Linked DNA regions of Homo sapiens: region 2 is linked to region 1. A link is a contact called in ENCODE Hi-C or POLR2A ChIA-PET data. All regions are on one chromosome and are shown on one strand. The core of a region is the stretch at or near the end of the contact, and the rest is flanking DNA. Distances in the headings are between cores, read along the strand shown. Region 1 holds the start of NOL4L (nucleolar protein 4 like). Region 2 holds the start of DNMT3B (DNA methyltransferase 3 beta).

Region 1 (4,319 bases), core at 708-3,207:
GCTGTGCCAGAACTCAGCCCAAGATTGACAACCAGGTTTTTAGCTTCTGAAAGGCAGGCAAAGACCCAGCCTGGGTGGAGAGGTGGTCCGGCTTAGTGGTTATTGAAGTGGGTCCTGGAACTGGACAGAGAGACCAGGGCTCACACAAGGACCCCACCACCCAGGCACAGGGCATATTTGCCACAGTTATCATTACCATTGCCAGGCTAGAGCATCTCTGCTCTCAGGAAGAGTGTGCTGGAAGGATAACCGTCAAGGGACACATGGAAAAAGTCAGGGTCTGAGCTTCTTAATCACAGAAGCCCCTGCGCCCCTGGGGCTGGCCTTTGGGTAGTGCCTTCCCCGCTCTGAGTGGTCACCTCTTAAAAACGGGCATGCATACCAGCATAGATCCAAAAAGAGCTCTTGAGAAGATAAAGAGGAAAAATGACTGTGGAGTTGTTGGTGTATATAAAGTAACATGAAATGTAAATTATCTAAAAATAATCTCCCATGTGAAATGCAGAGAGAGGTTGGGGCTTGGGAGACCTCTAGGGTTCTTTCAGCATTTACTGGCACCTACTGTGTGCCAGGTGTTGTGCTAGGGCCTGTGCATATGAGGATGGGTCAGATATGGCCCTGAGCATCTGGAGCTCCCTGTCTACTGGGGGAAGTGAGCCAGGTATACACAGCGTGGGGCTCTCTCCGAGCGCGGTGAAAGGGGAAGAGTTTGTGTGTGATATGGCAGCAGCAGCCAGATGCACATGAGCTGAAACCCACCCCTCCTTCCTGCATGACCTTGAGCAGGTCAGGCCACCTCTCCAAGCCCCAGGTCTTCGTCTGTAAAATGGAGCCATTCCCTCTGCCTCTCAGAGTTGCCAGGACATGGCACGTAGTAGGTCCTGGGGTGGGGGACTTTGGGATGGGAGTAGACAGTAGTTCCTACGCAGGAAACGGTCCTGCACTAGACAAAGTCTGGGCCTCAGGACTTGGATGGTGACTTGCCTGCAGGAGTGTCATGGGGACATGGGGTGGACCCCCGGGGACAGCTGGGAGAGAAGTGCAGCAATTCCTCATGACCTGTTAAGGAAGTGGGGGGTAGGGGCACAGAAATCCTGGGGAATTGGCCTGTGCCTTTATTTATGTTGGTAATTTCATTAAGGGGGAGGGGACCAGCTAGCTCTACCCAAGGTCAGATCTGCCCAGGTAGGAGGGGGGCGGTGGGGCTACCTGAGTTTACTCAGCAAGAGATTCTAGGTCAAGGCGCACTCAGGAAGGCAGGGTGTCTCAGGATGAGTTTGTGGATGTGTTGAGAGTTTTCTGAAGCGGAGGTGGGATTGGGCTGAGGCCACAGGCGACTTCCCAGGGGGCCTGGGCCTGTCCCAGAGCAGTGGGGCAGGCAAGCAGAGGCAAAGCTGGCCAAACTTCGGGGAATTCAGGGTGAGGCAAAAGGAGAGGAAGTTTGGGGGCCCCGAAGGGCGGCGATGTGGGGTTCCCCCAGGGGAACACTGCTCTTCTGGCTTCGGCTCACGGGAGAGGTCAAGTCACTTGCGGGAGCGAGGGAGGGGGAGCCTGCCCTACACCTTCCCGGCCTGGCTAAGTGGGGCGGGGCGGCCGGGAGGTCGGCGTCTGGGCTGGGGTCTGCGCCCTACTCCCCGCGGGACCGCCGCGTCCGGGAGGAGCGGGGCCTGCGAAGCTCCGGGCCCGGCCCGGCCAGACGGAACGCGGTTCCTGGGCTGGGCACTGCGCGCCTGTGGTTCCTGCCCTCCCGGCGGCTGCGGGCGCGGCTGCCCCCGCGCCCCCAGGGGCCGGGCCGGGCGGGGGCTGGGCCCGGCGGGCGGGCGCAGGAGGAAGGGGGGGGCGGGCGGCGGCGAAGGCTGCGCCGCTCTAACAGGTGGGATCCCGCGGCGTGGTGGAGGCGGGCGCGGGAGGAGGAGGAGGAGGAGGAGGAAGAGCCGCGGCAGCGGGAGCCTGAGCAAGAGCAGGATGAGCCGCGCAAGCTGACAGCCACTGCTGCCGCCCGCGCCCAGGCTCGGTCTCGCTCCCAGCGCTCGGGGCCGCTCCCCGCCTCCCGCCTCCCCCGGCCGCCCGCGGGGCGGCCCGCCCCCTCTGCACCTCCGGGCCCGGAGCTGCCTCCATCGCTCCTGCATCCCGGCCGGGGGGAGGAGGAGGCGGAGCAGGAGGCGAGCCGGAGCCGCCGCCGCCAACGCCGCCGCCGCCGCCCGAGCAGGACAGAGCGCGCCGCAGCCCCGCGCGTCCGGCCGCCGCCCGCGCCCATCCAGCAGCCTCGCCGGAGCCACACCGCGGGACAGACGCGGCCGCGGCGCGTCCCGGCCCGGTCCAGCCCAGCCCAGCCCAGTCCCGGCACCGGGCGGCCCGGCGGCCGGCCCGCCCCCGAGGGCGCCGGGCGCGGCGGGAGGATGCCGAAGCCGACGCTGCTGCTGCGCGGGGGCTGGGAGCGCGAGCGCAGCCCCGGGGACTCGGAGCTGGGCCGCCAGTTCCGGGACTGGTGCTTGCGCACCTACGGCGACTCGGCCAAAACCAAGACGGTGACACGCAGCAAATACCAGCGGATCGCCGAGGTCCTGCAGGGCGGCGGCGGGACTGGCGCGGGCAGCGGCCCCGCAGCCGGCGAGAAAGGCAAGTTCCAGTTCTGGGTGCGCTCCAAGGGCTTCCGCCTGGGCAGCGGCCGGGAACCCAAGATGGGCCAAGTGGTGTATGTGCCGGTCAAGACGGGCTCGGTGAGTGCGCGCGCGGCGGCCGCGGGCGGGTCCCGCCGCGGGGCTTGGGGCAGGCGGGCGGGGGCGGGGTGGGGGTGTGGATGTGTGTCCGAACGTGTGTCCCTGAGGTTGTCCGTGTGTCGGGCCCGCCGGAGGCGCACGCGTCCCTGCTCACCGGCCCTTCCCGGCTCGCCTGGGCAGCGCTCCGGGTTCGGGGCGTCCCTGCCCCCCTCCGCGCCGCTGCCCGGGCCGTGGCCGTGCCGGGCAGGCTGTCCCGGGCTGCTCACCCCAGCATGTTCCGTCCTCTTGTCCCCTCCCCCCGCCAGCAGGCGGCTGCTCTGGAGCCCGAGCCTCCCCCCGCCCGCCCCGGGGCTGCCTGTCCCGGGCGCCTCGCGCTCCCGCCCCCGGGCCGGCTGGGCGGTGTGTGTGTGTGTGTGTGTGTGTGTGTGTGTGTGTGCGCGCGCGGAGGGTGGTGCCGCGGGGTGGGGGGGGGGGAGGGAGGCAGGGGCAGCCGCGGGACGGGGAGTCCGCCGGGCCTCCCAGCGCCAGGGGAGGGGGCCCGCCCGGGCACTGTCGCCCCGACCCCACCCGGGGCTGGCCCGGGGAGGGGCGGCCGGAGCCGCAGCCTGGCGCAGGAGCAGCCTCCCGCGGGTGGGTGGGGCGCCCCCTCAGCCCCCCGGGCCCCTCGTTCCCCCTTCATGGGACGGGGGAGGCCTGACCTATCCATCCCCTCCCCTCCCCCGTCCCCCGGGCCGGCCCGGTCCGGGCGGGGTGGCGTGGGGGAGGGGGCGGGGAACCGCAGCCGCCTAAAGGGAGGAGGCGGGCGGCCGGGCGGGGGCGTCCCCTCTGGCCCGGGGCGCCCTGGAGAGGGCGTGCGGCGCGGGCCCCGCGGCTCCCCCGCCGGGACCTCATTGTTCTGCAGAGGGTGGGGGCTGGGGGGGGGGCGGCCGCTCCCGGGGCGCTGCTGAGCTTTGAACTTTCCGTCGCCGAGACCCTCCATTAGTGCGTTCCGCCCCCGGCCCGGTCGGGCCGCGCCGGCCTCCCCCCGCCCTCCTTGCTCCCTCCCCGGCCGGAGCGCGAGAGCCGGGCCGCCCCGCGCCGGCCTCCCTCCCTCCCCCGCTCCCCCGCTCCCCCCTCCGCGCTCCTCCCCCGGCCGGCCCGCCCGCCCCGCGCTCAGCCCCGTCCCCGGCCGGAGCGGGCTCTTCACACACAATTGATTCGGTCGTTACGAAAAGTGCACTTGTCCCCTCCCCCTCCCCCTCCGCGGCCGCCCGGGCCGGGCCCGCGGGGTGAGGGGGCCGCGAGGGAGGGAGGCGGGAGCCGGGGAGCAGATCCGGAGGCGCCTCCCCCCGCGCCCAGGGGACGGGGCTGCAGGCCGCGGGGAGTGGGAGCCGCGAGCGCGGAGGGCGGGCGGCCCATCTGCGAGGAGCGCTGATAACCGCGCTGCGGCCGCCAGCAGCCCATCTGCGCCGCTGCCGCCTCCGGCCGGACCGGGAACAGGGGGCCGGGCAGAGGGGCGCGCCGGGACCGGGCTCCCCGAGGGGGAAGCTGGGGCAGTGACCCAGCCCGCGCAAGGCTGGGACCCTCCCAGCCTAAATCAGCACTCTCGCTCAAACCCGG
Region 2 (4,286 bases), core at 1,586-4,085, 180 kb before region 1:
AAACTGGAAATCATCCTGAAAATTCATGATTTAAAAGAAAAAACTCCACTCAATTAGTAGTATGTGCCTGGGCTAAGGACTGGTGTGTGAGGAAGAGCACACAACCTCATACCTCTGAAAAGTTTCACATTTAGCTGAAACTGGAAAAGGCGTCTGAGCCTGGAGGTGAGGCAGCCGGCATAAGAGCTGGTCTAGGAAAAGGAATCCCAAGGTAAGTTTTCCTTGAAGAACTTGCCCAAGCCCCCACTGGCAGCAGGTCCATGGGGCTGCAATAATGAGGGGCGACAGGCGCCTCTGGATCACAGGCCCCACGTGGCTGGAGGAAGGGAAGGAAGCAGCCTCTCAACCCCACCTCCCTTGCTCCTCCCTTAGACCCCTGCAGCTCCCAGCTACCGTCTTCCCCTCCCCCCATCCTTTGCAAGGGGTGGGGGTTATGTCTATGACTTTAAGAGCAGGATGCCACTGGCCCCAGTCCTTGTCCCTTTGTCTCAGCACTCTCCACCCCAATGGGAAAAGGTAAAGGATCTCACTTAGTTCTGCAATTACACCTTTGCAGTAGGCCCCCATGCGTGGCCGGGAGGGCTTTAAAAACGGCCCCAACCCTTATAAAACAAAACCAAGACTCCGTTCGAAAGGGAACAAAGGCGGTTCTTCCTGCCAACTCCCTAATCGTGGACAATGATTGAGAAAAGCTTTCAGAGCTGCCTTCATGAAGGCAGGAAAAGGAGAGGCTGGCAGGGGTGCCTCCCTCCATCCCCAAATCTCAGGAATGGCCACCCTAAAATGAGGGGCTATTCGTTATTAAGTACAGACATCAACACTCACCATGTGCTGACCCTACACAGGCACTATCCCACTGCCTCTTTACCCAGGCCCAATGTGGTAGAGGCTATTATGCCTAAACATCTGAGGAAGATCAAGGGCTGAAGAGGTTAATTCACGCATAAGACTGGTTTCATCCTTACACAACCCTATTAGTAGGACTATTGCTAATTCACAGATGTAATAATTAAGGCACGGAGAGCAATGAACTTGGCGAGACAGGGTTTAAACACATGATGAACTAAGAACTATGCTTCCTTAAGGAAGGAAGCTTGCTTAGCCCGTGTGCTAGCTAGTGATTCCAACAATGGCAAACATGTATTGAGTGCTTACTGTATACCAACCCTATAAACTAAGTACCATCATCTCAACTCTGGAAAAATCAAGTCCGCACCTGGCGTTTCCAAGGTGGGTGAACAAGAAGCCCCAGCAGGCCTGGTAGAGGAGATAACAGCTGTTTCCCAAAAACTGCCACCCGTCTGCCACAACCCACCGCATCCAGAACTCAGGAGGCAACTCAAAGTTCATACTCTGCCCTTAATTCCCTTTAATTCAAACACTTCCCAGCTTCGGGGGAGGGTGGAAACACGGAGGCCCAGCGAGCCTCTCTCCTAGACCAGGGGAGGAAAAGGGAGCAGGGAAAGCTGGAGGCGCGGGCAAGACCTGGGCTCGGAACTCCATCCACAGGTGAGATCCTCCAGCGGGAAGCCTGGGCCCAAGGGCAGCGCAGTCTTACAACTTGTTAGGTCTTTCTCCGCTTCCACTTTCTCCCCGATAAAGTGGAGCTCAATACACCCTCCCCATGCAACCACGAGCCGGGAAGCTTATCTTCCAGGAGCTGGTGCTAGAGGTTTTGAGGCCTTAGTGTGCGAGTCTGGGAAGTGGGGCCAGCCGCACACGGGAGTTAGGCTAAGAATGGAAGGTAAGACCCCAGGGTAGGCGGCGTGGCCGGGACAGGGAGGCGCCGCCCCTCCGGCCGGCTCCTCCCGGGCCAGGTGTGCACAGGCAGAGGGCAGCCCCGCTGCTCCCCGCGCTTGATGGCTCAGCTCAGGAGCACCCCGGGAGGTCGCCCTCTGCCTCACGCCCTCCACGGCGCACACCCCAGCCCGCGCGAGTCTAAGCCCACACTCACGAGCTCTTTCCTAAAGCTGGGATTGGGGGAAGGGACAGCGCCTCGCCTGAAGACCCCACATCCCAGTTGCAAGGGGCGGACGCCCACCTGCATGGCAGAAACCCCTCCTCACCTCCTCTGCCCCTTAACTTTTCCCAAGGCAGAGGCCAGGTAATTACACCCCCTGCCCATGAGCAAAGCCCCTGTTCATGCTCTCGACGGGCACCTCCTCCTCCTCGAGTCTGGACCCCGGGAAGCCAGCGCGTCCCCCTCCCTGCGAGCAAGCTTCTCTCCTCTTCGGGCTCCTGGAGGCAGCAGACGCGTCCCTTCCTCTAGTATCTCCGGTCCCCGTCAGACGTATGTCCCCCGCGTCCCACCCGCTGTCCCCGTTCCACCCCAAGCAGGGTCCGTGGACGTTTCCTCACCCCGCAAACCCAGCCGGGTCTCCAACCCGGCGAGAGCCCCTCCTCGGGAGGTCCCTGGAGAGGGTCTCTCCCCGGCAGCTTCGGGAGCCCCCGCCGTCCCCTCCCCTAGCAGCCCTCGAAGCAGCTGGCGGCCGAGCCTCCCCGGGGCCCCGGGGCGCTCACCTGCCGCAGGGCTGGCTGGGGCGCGGCTGGGCGGCGGAGCCGCGGGTCGGGGCTGGCTGGCGGGAGGCCGGCTGGCGGCCGTGCAGGGCGCTGGGCTCGCGAATCTCCGGCGCCGATCGCCGAGCTAGGTTTACTTGGGCCACTTAACCCCAGCGCTGCCGGCCGGGCAGCGTTGCCGCCCGCTCGCCCGACCGCCAGGGAGCCGGTCCCGTCCGTCGGGGGGCGCTCGGAGCGTCCACGCGGGCTGCGGCCGCGGAGCCGGGAGCAGCTGCTGCGAGGAAGCGGCGCGGGCCGGACGGGGCAGCGGGAGTGGGTGGGGAGGGGGCGGTGCCGACTCCCCTTGTAGCCCCGGCCCGGCTCTTGCCCCGCCCCCGCCCGGGGGTGCCCCCGCCGCAGCCACTCAGATCCCCGCCCGGGCGCGGGGGGAACGGGGGGGCGGGGACGAGGGAAATTTGAAATCGCTCGGAGCCTCCCCTCCGCCCCTCTCCGCGGGCTCCGCCCCCTGGCCCCCTGCCCTCCCAACCCCGGGCCAGTGAAATCACCCTGGGGGATCAGAAGCCCTAAGCGGGAGGGGTGGGGTCAGACGTCCAAAACCAGACTCCTTCTGGGGCCTTTTTCCCGGGCTCCTTTCAACCCGAACGGAGACACACACACAGGCCTGGAGGCGGGGGCTCAGAGAGGGCAGGGCCCCCACTGTAGTCACACAGCACCAGAGTCTCCGCTTTAACCCCCACCTCCAGCCGCAGTGCCACCGGGGCGCCGCGGTGCCCCTGCCTGTCATCCTGCTTTGGACCCTCTGCCTCGCCCTTCCTCCCTTCCTTCCACCCAGCCCGGCCTTTGTCAGCCATCTTGAAGGGAGGGGAGGGCAGGGGAGGGGAAAGAAGACCAGCGGGTCTCTGGCTACCTGGGTTCCAGACCCTGCAGGCATGGACTGACTGAGGGAGAAGCCGCCCTCAGCAGGTCTCCCCACCTCTGCCCTGGGATGACCATTGAACCACTGGAAAACAGCACTTCCTAAAATTTATCTGACCTGGGACTTACATATTTGCTTGTTTACCTGCTTGTGGTCTGTCTCCACGCAGTAAACTAAGGACAGGATCTCAGTAGATGCTCAATAAATATGTGTTGAATGAATGAATGATTTATATCGCCTGTAAGCCCCTATAGGAGCCTCCCCTTTCAAGGTATATGCTACCTTAACCCCTCTCTGCCTTCACTCCAACTTCTCTGCTGCTCCTCAATACACCAAGCGTTTCCTTGTGATGGTGACTTTGACCTCGCTGTTCCCTACACCTGGACATTTCTTGCCCAGATCTTTGCAGGACCAGATTCTTACCCCTCGGTTTTCTCCCAGAAGGTCACTTTATGGAGAGGCTTTTCCCGATGACTCCACCTGAAGTCTCCCCTGTCCATCACTCCTATCCTATTTCATTCTGTTCCTAGCACTTACCGCGATCTGAAATTGTTTTGCATATCTGTTTTCCTGTTTACATTCCCCTACACACACACACACACACACACACACACACACACACACACACACACACACTATGGGAGCAGAAACCACATCTGTGTGGGTCTCCAAGTGCTTATAGTGGATGGGGGATGCATCAAAAAGGAGCTCAATACAAGTTTGTTGAATGAATGGGCATGGGTTTCCTGCCTTATGGGCTCCAGCTCCCTGAGTTACTCCACAGCTTTCTCCCTGTATCTCTTACCAGGTGAGTAAATGAGTGAAGGGTTAATTCTTTGGATGCCGCAAAAGT

What was found. A loop is a pair of places that touch in the nucleus more often than their neighbours do. ChIA-PET counts read pairs that join two places held with the same protein, here RNA polymerase II (POLR2A). Pooled maps may share reads with other maps.
Region 2: a pooled map shows a loop between it and region 1 (2.8-fold over the local background). The contact joins the promoter of DNMT3B here to the promoter of NOL4L in region 1. A Hi-C loop is called at or near these places in 2 of 50 pooled maps. POLR2A ChIA-PET finds 5 or more read pairs at or near these places in 4 of 52 experiments (BJ, H1, activated B cell and 1 more).

What each region holds. Positions count from the first base shown.
Region 1 is chr20:32,582,971-32,587,289 of GRCh38, reverse strand. It overlaps NOL4L (nucleolar protein 4 like), which reads left to right and starts at 1,957. Exons shown (of 11, transcript NM_001256798.2): 1 at 1,957-2,720. The coding sequence starts at 2,400. RefSeq lists an enhancer at 1,305-1,384 and silencers at 1,575-1,764, 1,985-2,034, 2,095-2,254, 2,395-2,444, 2,785-2,984 and 4 more.
Region 2 is chr20:32,760,934-32,765,219 of GRCh38, reverse strand. It overlaps DNMT3B (DNA methyltransferase 3 beta), which reads right to left and starts at 2,835. Exons shown (of 23, transcript NM_006892.4): 1 at 2,521-2,835. RefSeq lists enhancers at 581-1,246, 3,375-3,424, 3,242-3,907, 4,131-4,286 and silencers at 1,805-1,904, 2,475-3,114.